Regions from separate parts of the Homo sapiens genome. Here region 1 is linked to region 2. Evidence: chromatin loops called from intact Hi-C (ENCODE). Cell type or tissue: ascending aorta. All regions are shown on one strand. Each heading gives the region's core, and the rest is flanking DNA. Links, peaks and the distances in the headings are about the cores only. Region 1 overlaps DPH6-DT (DPH6 divergent transcript). Region 2 overlaps DPH6-DT (DPH6 divergent transcript).

Evidence for each region. A loop is a pair of places that touch in the nucleus more often than their neighbours do. Peaks named below come from ENCODE experiments on the same cell type or tissue, not always from the same donor. Only the 100,000 strongest peaks of a DNase experiment are listed, where the experiment ranks them.
Region 1: it touches region 2 in a loop (2.4-fold over the local background); 7 of 110 quality-filtered maps call a loop at or near these places.

The regions. Positions count from the first base shown.
Region 1 is chr15:35,623,005-35,627,409 of GRCh38, reverse strand. The region is part of intron 1 of DPH6-DT (DPH6 divergent transcript); the gene reads right to left. Among named protein-coding and RNA genes, the nearest start is that of DPH6-DT, 79 kb to the right of the region's middle. In ascending aorta, for the core only: no CTCF peak of the experiment used is centred there; a DNase peak (open chromatin) is centred at 2,349; H3K4me3 peaks cover 563 bases.
Region 2 is chr15:35,688,312-35,692,716 of GRCh38, reverse strand. The region is part of intron 1 of DPH6-DT (DPH6 divergent transcript); the gene reads right to left. Among named protein-coding and RNA genes, the nearest start is that of DPH6-DT, 140 kb to the right of the region's middle. In ascending aorta, for the core only: no CTCF peak of the experiment used is centred there; DNase peaks (open chromatin) are centred at 1,356, 1,532 and 1,796; H3K27ac peaks cover 3,324 bases.

The sequences.
Region 1 (4,405 bases), core at 220-4,219, 65 kb after region 2:
CTGCCTCTTTAAGTCTGTGCTATTCTCTTAGGTGTAGCGCTTTATTTCTCCCAACTCAAGAGGAAAACAGTCTCCCATCAAACATGGTCTGTGGCTCAGACTTCCTTAAGCACTGCACCAGATTTATTGCTAGCTTCATCACTTATCAATAAAACCAGCTTACACACCTTGCTCTATCTCGACAGCCGTTTCTCCAGACATCAGGAACCAAGGTTTACAAAGACTCTCTCGACTTTATCTGGGCTCTGTGATGTACAATATCATGGCAACGAGGCATTTTCTCTTTGTTCTGGGGAAACTTGAGCCATAATGTGCCAGACTGGTGTTCATGCTGATTGTGATAAAGAGCCACACACTCGAGCATTTTCTCTCACTCTCCTCTCTTCTTTTTTCTCTCCTCTCTCTCTCTTTTAAAGAAACAGGTGTTGGCATGGATTAGAGAAAAATTACATCATCTCAAAGAGAAGAGGAGGAATGGAAAGGAGAAAAAAATAGGGGAAAAAGTGGCAACCAGACCCAAATACATTTGCACATATAAAGCTGTTCTAATGAGAGCCAAATTGATTTGACATTCAGTGGCAGTTTGAAGCCAAGAAAAGCAAAGCAGCCTACAAAAGGCCTAGCTCATTGTTTATGGAGTGTCATACTCTATCATCTGTGAGACCAATAACAGGGATGGGAAGACCTTTAAAGGCAGGGTGTGTGCTGGGAAGGGCTGCGTAGATACCACCAATGTCAGATCTGATAGACGGATTGTACATGGCTTCCTGAGCTGAGATGATGTTTGTCAGATAAGGCAGATATCCTCTGCAGATTACACATTAGCTAGCAAATTTGTAAAGTGTTAGCATTCTTTGAGGATGTGTGCTATGCTCAGGGAGGCACATTTTGTGTGGGTCTAGGGGAAAACATTCTCATAAAGCTATTAACCAACAGAAGAAGGTAATGAATTACATGTCTTTCAAATGGAACCATATGCATGATATTGTAAAAGCATCATAACCATCACAAATAAGGATGGTCCCTTCACAGCCAGTAATATACATTGCAGGTATGCATATGTATACAGTTCACAGCATGAAGAAAGTCATATTAAAATAGAAATTATTTCCATTAACCTTATTTTTCAAAAAAGAAGCTATATAAATGTTTGGTCATTTCAATACTGTTAACTGGCCAGGGATTTGGTATTCTGCAGCTCATTGTTTAAAATACCTATAGAGGAATGAGGTGTTTATTAAATGTCAGCACATGACAAGGTGGATTAAATAAGTCTTCCTAGAAATATGTGAAATGCTAGAGTGTTACAGTCTGTGTAAAAATAAGAGTTTTCTTTCTCCCTATCCTCAAGCCTCAAGCCCAGCCTAACTATTACTCTGATATTAGATTCTGTATATGATTCAGACATTAGTGTTTACTTTTGGACTTCACAAAGGAAAGCTGATTTCATTGCAGAGTATTGATGAGTGATCTCAAGTCAAAAATTTCTGCCTCTTTTATCTCAATTTTCTAAACACTCATAGGGCTAAGAATAGAATTTGACCTTAAGTAATTTAGACTTCACAGTGTCTCTCCAGTGTGAATTTTATAGCAGTATAAAATAGTGCATATATAAGACAAGGAGAAAATACCAAAATGGTGTTGCAGGGAGCATATTAATATATCATGAATAACCAGAACTCCTATGAATTTAAACTTATACATCTTTAATATAAATTCAAAAAGATAAAATGAAAAGAATTATTGTTGAAAGGAAAAATAATAGCACAAATTGAGATTTTATTATTCACATTTATCTTGTACAGCCGTAAGATGCTTACTTGATATTCTTTGGGACTCAATATGGCTTGATGTTCCTTTGCCCCATATGATGCTGAGGGTCATGGGTGGGAGAAAGTTGAATAATTACATGTAAAAAACAATTGGAAGAGTTTACCAAGACCTCTGACCCAAGTTACTTGCATTCAGATAGTGAGTTACAGATATTTTATAGCACCCTTTTGGAGCATAAACACCTTATTCTGAGCAAAACCAGAATCCCTTAGCCTGTACCCTGTGCAGTATATAAGAATTAAAGCTAGGGCCACGGCCAGGCTGAGACACAATGTTTGACGCTCAGCTTCTCTTCCTTCTTGTCACCACCACACCAATGGAATCAACATAAGGAATTCAATTCTACAGACATTTACTGTGCCCACATTGGCTTGATGCTGGGGATACATAGTTAAATAAGACCTTATTCCTTACACTTACAAAGCTTTATCAAAATGTGCAGAGTATTAGGCAAGAATCCCTCTTGCTCCCTTGAGATCTCAGGCCCTCTCACCACCATCTGAGCGCATGCCATCTGGTTGCATAACTATATGCCTCACTGAACAGAAAGATAAACATTTCTTAATAGGGATCTGATGGAGCCGGAGACTCAGAGAGTCTAAGTGAACAAGTATGAAAACCTTAAATTAAAACTCAGCCACCTTCGCATATGGATCATGTGGCCAAGGAAAATAGGGGTTCAAAATAATAACTTCTAACTAATTGTATAGTGCTCGTTTTCAAAATGACTTCACATAAGTGATTTTCTTAGATAATGTGAAACAATTTGGTAACTTGATGGGACGATTAGGATGTGCATGTGAGGGAAGATGTATGAATGATAGTTATATTCAATCTAAGAGAAAGACCTGGCTTGTGTGGACCCCATAGAGAATTCATCCAAAAGACAAAGATTCTTCAGGAAGTACCCTGGCTCTCTAGGTAAGATTTGGGCCCCATGTTTATTTTGGGATATAATTTCTATGAATAGCAATAACCATATAAAAATGATTTATATTCTTCTATATGTAGGTATTTCATGGCTTTGAGAAACATTTTAAGCATAACTTGGGTTAAGTTGATTAAGACAGTCTATGTGTTCTATAAAGCAGAGCAATTAACATGATTATCACTTCTGAGTCTTTGTCATATAAACTGATTCCCGCTAATTTTTTAAGCTAACGTAGCTGTCAGAATAATTCTGCCCTCTTTGGATTAATAATTAATAGTAACAAGCCTGGGTTGAAGTATTGTTTCTGCCTCTTACTAGCTAGAAAACCTTAAACAATTTAATTATCCCTTCTGTATCTTAATTTCTGCATCTGTAAAATGGGGATAATAAAAGAGGAACTATGAGCAATGGAAAGGGTGAATCTAAATGAATATTAGCTTATAAAACAATAATAATGTTTTGATTACAAGGTAGAAAAATTACAGGCATGAGCCGGGTGTGGTGGCTCAAGCCTGTAATCCTAGCACTTTGGGAGGCCGAGGTGGGTGGATCACCCGAGGTCAGGAGTTCAAGACCAGTTTTACCAGAATTTTTTTCCCCTAGACCCACACAAAATGTGCCTCCCTGAGCATAGCACACATCCTCAAAGAATGCTAACACTTTACAAATTTGCTAGAGACACCATCTCTACAAAAAAATACAAAAATTAGGCAGGCATGATGGCGGGTGCCTATAACCCCAGCTACTCAGGAGGCTGAGGCAGGAGAATCACTTGAACCCAAGAGGCAGAGGTTGCAGTAAGCAGAGATTGAGCCACTGAACTCCAGCCTGGGAGACAGAGCAAGACTCTGTCTCAAAAAAAATAAAAAATAAATAAATAATTAAAAATAACAGAGAAACTATAAAGATTAAACCAAAAAAAATTGGTAGAAGCCACACAGCACATATTAAACTAATAATGCCAACAACGATAAGTTTTAATTTCAGAAATAATCCTAATAATGTATTTTTTAAAATTCAATAACTGTTCCACTGAATTTGTAGTGAAAATTTTCCTTTTCAATTTTGGAACCCCTGTTTATTTAGTGTTGATGGTAACATTAGGGAAAGATGAAGAATGGTGGAAGAAAGTTTCTGATCATCTCTCCTCATCGAATCAAATGACATTCCTTTAAAAAATTCTGGATTGTATCTTTTTTTTTTTTTTTGAAATACATTCGTGTTCTGTTGCCCGGGCTGGAGTGCAGTGGTGCGATCTCAGCTCACTGCAACCTCTGCTTCCCTACTTCAAGGGATTCTCCTGCCTCAGCCTCCCCAGTAGCTGGAACTATAGGCACACACTGCCACGCCTGGCTAAAAAGTGTTGGATTGTTTCCACATACATCATATTCTTCTACCTACATGTGTATTTGTTGGCACATGAATATGTGGTTTTCCATATTGGCCTTATCATAGCCTGTTTTTTGGTGTAAAATGTTATCACATCACCTCTTTGTGGGTTTCTCATTACGTATGTTGTCACTGCCTTTCTTCACAGGCCATGGCATGTCTTTCTGTAAAGTTGGTCACCCCATCATTGGTTGAATCATTCCAAAACTTAATAGCAAATATTACAAATATGCTGCTCTGTGACAGAAGCAA
Region 2 (4,405 bases), core at 125-4,124:
GCTTTTTCATATTGACCCTTGACCTGGTCTGCTGACAAATTTACAGTTTCAGAGAAGCCTGGAGTGTAACAAAAAAGCTGATATTCTCCCTTTGTATGTGCTCCTTATCCCTTTGTATCATTTTGTGTTAAAATAGCCAGCTTGTCAAGTGCTTTGGCCTTTCAGAGATGAGCACTAGAAATACAGGAATACATAGATGTCTTTTTATATAGGCTTTTTCCACCAAATTTAGCTGCAGGGGGATATAAAAGACAAATGTGTTGACAAATGACAAGATGTTACTCACTGTAAAAATATTATTGCATGCACACAATTTCCTGTTATGGTGCATATATTGACTGCAACTTTGTTCAAAATGAACTGTATATTAAGAGAAACATCTTGCCTTGTGATCTGTTCTAGCTTGATTTTGAATTCTCTGAAAGCAGCTGTTTTAAAAAAAAAACCTTGCCCTAAACCTAATAATCACAAATAGACATGAATTTTCCCATGAGAGGCCACAAATTAAAAAAAGATTTTATTTGGATCAAAAGCGGTTTTGTCCAGAAATAGATAAAAATATTTCAGATAAAGTATGTGAAGGATGTGGCTCTGGAGACACATTAAGGAGTGTAACTGCCAACCTCTGTTGAAATGAGTGTTCTTCAATAATGATGTACAGATAGGCATATGGCTATTGAATTTATTATCTATATTTCACTTAAGTCAAAGTCTTTAAAGACAAATTGGGCATCAGAAATAGCATTCATGTTTGTAAGGGCCTCAAGACCCTCTTACCTCATAAGTGTTAATGTATAATTGATTCTAATGCATTGATTACCCAAAGAATATGTATTGTAGTTCCAATGTCTATGAGCAGTAATAAAAGGATCATGTAGTCCAATTTCTTATTTAGCTGAATTGAATCATCTTTAGTATATCAGCTATTAAAATGATATAATTATGAATTCATGTATAATAGTTTTTATTCTTCATCAAACATTGGCATTCTGAAATCTAGGTTAATATCACATCACAAAATCATAATGGATGAATCAAATTGGAGCCAGTATCTGGAACAATTATACATAAACAGAACAAACCTGAACACTTTCTACTTACGCAATCTGGTGCTCTTGAACATATAACTCATTTGGTTTTTAAAAAGTTATGTCACAGAGGGCATCAGACCTCTGCTAGGGTTATGAAACTAGATGTCTTATTCTAGTGACCTCAAACAGTTGAGGCAAAATAGCTCTAGCTGAAGGTTATTCAGTATTCTACATGTTAATTACAGTTGTCCCAGTGGTGTATGTTATGTCTGGAAATAGCACGACAAGCAAGCCCATTCTGGATTAGACAAGGCACCCGGTAGACACAACACTGAACTCAAGGTCTGTATTTGGGCATTGGCATGAGCAAATCCTAACTGTGTTTGGCAGAAATGCAGGTCTAATGATCCTTTCCAAGACTAATCCAAACACAAATGAATGACTGGACTTGGTAAAGTCTTTGGCATACCGCATTTCAGGCAAGAAATAGGTCCACTACTTTTTCCATTCTTTTATTTAAAGTCAGTATTTGATTCTAAATATTTCCTACTCCCTGTGCTAGTCTACATATCTTACAGGGCTACCACACAAAGAGGCAAATATTTTTCTGTGGGGTGGGGATTCTATTGAGGTCAGTGTTTCAGAGCTTGGTACAGGATGTCCCTTCAGCATTCTGAATCCTGGCTCAGTGAAATCACTGATAAGCCAAGCTTTTACTCTTGATTTCCCACAGAGTTGAAAAAAGTATAGCCGAAGTGACTCAGGAGAAATGGGGAAAATGTGTTTTCCCAGCCCAGCAAGCTCCTCCTGTACTCCTCCACCAACCAACATACTCCCACACACTCTCTCTGGCTCTTTTTTATTTTTTTCTTCCTCTTTGGCTTATGCTGTTCTTTTTTGGTCCCTGGCCCTAGTTATGACAGCTGATTGACATTGCTGGCAGTTCCCCTGGTGTCTGGTTAGGCAGAATTCCCCCTGCAAAACTAGGATACAAAACAAAGAGCAGACAACAGTGCAGAAAGGAAGGCTGAACAAAACAGAACCAGGAGAGATGCAATATTGTTTGCTGAAAATATTTTTAAATTTTTCAAAAAGAGGGAGCAAACCTTTAAAAGATTGTTTTAATCATCTGTGTTGCTTTTTTCTTCCCTCCTCTCTTTCTGGCCATCCCTTCCCCCGACCCTCTACATACCATTTTTGGCTTCCATTTCTCCATCTGCGTTCTTCCTTGTATTTTTTTTTTCCTGAGTCATAAACATTTTATCAGTCAGAGTTTTTGCTATTTCTGACCTACCTCAGAGCCAAACATTTGTTTTATCTTATTTATTTTTCCACCTGAAGAGTTAAATCATGATTGTATCAAGTAGAATTATGAGCAATTATTGCCCTACCTCCTCCCATTTCAGACCTATCTTTCACTGTCCTGAAGAAAACTAGATTTTTTGCTGCTTTCAACACTCCCACTATGAAGAGTCCAACACTCCCATCCAAAGATAATCTTTTCTAAAATTTTTTCACATGATAAATGGACCTCTCTATTTTCCCTCTACTTAACCATCTATTAAGTGGATCATTTCCCTGAGAAGTTCCTCTCAGTTCTCTATCATATTTCAAAAGATCACAAACAATTATGTTCATTGAGGTGTTGGTAAGTTAATATATCATCCTTTTGCTAGTACATGCCTTTCAATAAATACTATTAAGGCAAAGAAATAAATATCAACTGATGGAAACTCAGGCTTCAGCAACAGGACTTTTGAGTTATTTTCTGATTTTATAATAATGGCAAACACCTATAATTTTAGGACAGAGGTTTGTCAGGTGTATTAGGCAGAGTTCTAGCAGCTCCTTAATCTTCTTTTTCTTTCAGCAACTTCATATAAAATGTGAATTTAACTTTTATGTTACTCATGTTAATATACTTCCATAGTTTCTCTACCTCCACAGAACATTCTCTTATATTATTTTTGTGTATGGTAAAAATATATGATAAAAGACTTGCATCAGGAATTTTAATGAACTCCTAAAACTCCACACTAAGAAAGAACAAGGGCTAGGCACAGTGGCTCACACCTATAATCCCAGAAATCTGGGAGGCGGAGGTAGGCAGATTGCTTGAGCTCACAAGTTTGAGACCAGCCTGGGCAACATGGCAAAACCCTGTCTCGATAGATAGATAGATAGATAGATAGATAGATAGATAGATAGATAGATAGATAGATAGATATTCAACAATTAGCCAGGCGTGGTGGTGTGTTGCTGTGGTCCCAACTACTCACGAGGCTGAGGTGGGAGAATTGCTTGAGTTGCCTGAGCCTGGGAGGCAGAGGTTCCAGTGATCCAAGATCGCACCACTGAACTCCATGCTGTCTGGGCGATACAGCCAGACTTTGTCTCAAAGAACAAAAAAAAAAAAGAAACAGAAAAGAAAAAACAAGCAACCCAAATTTAAAATGTCAAAGGACTGAACAGATACTTCACCAAAGAAAGTACTGATGGTAAAGTAGCATATGAAAGGATGCTCAATAGCATTAGTCATTAGAGAAATACAAACTGGAGCCATAAGATACCACGACAACCTATTAGAATGGCTAAAATTAAATGACTATGCCAAGTGTTGCTAAAGATGTGTAGGAACTGGAACTCTCATACACTGCTGGTGGAAATGCAAAATGGTACAAGCACTTTGGAAAACAGTTTGACATTTTATTTAAAATTTAAACATACACCTACCTAATGATCTAGCCATTTTACTCCTTGATATTTACTCAAGAGACATGAAAGCATATAGTCATACAAAGACTTATACACAAATGTTCATAGCAGCTCTATTTGTAATAGCCCCAAACTGGGAACAACATAAATGTCCATCAACAGGTGAATAGATAAACAAATTGTGACATTTCTGCACAATGGAATTACACATCATTAAAAAAGAGCAAATTGATAATATGCACATGCAACAACAGACAAATCTTAAAACAATTACACTGAATTTTTTTAAAAGTCAGGAAAAAAGCATACAAAATTGATGTCTTAATTTAGATAAAACTCTAGAAAACTGCAAATGAATCTGCAGTCACAGAAAGCAGACAATAATTGCTGGAAAAGGAGCAGAGATGGGCAGGAGAGAGGGTTCACAAAGAGGCACAAAGAAGCTTTATAGGGTGATGGACACATTCACCCTCTTGAGAGTGATCTTGGTTTCACATGTCAAAATGTGTCAAATTCTACACATTAAATGTGTATAATATAGTGTATGTTATTTATACCTCAATAACACTATTCAAAATCAGTATGGTGGCTTGCCTTCTAAAACTTCTTTGCTCTGTTTTTCACCCCTTCCATTTAACTGTCCTCTTTTTCTGTTAAAT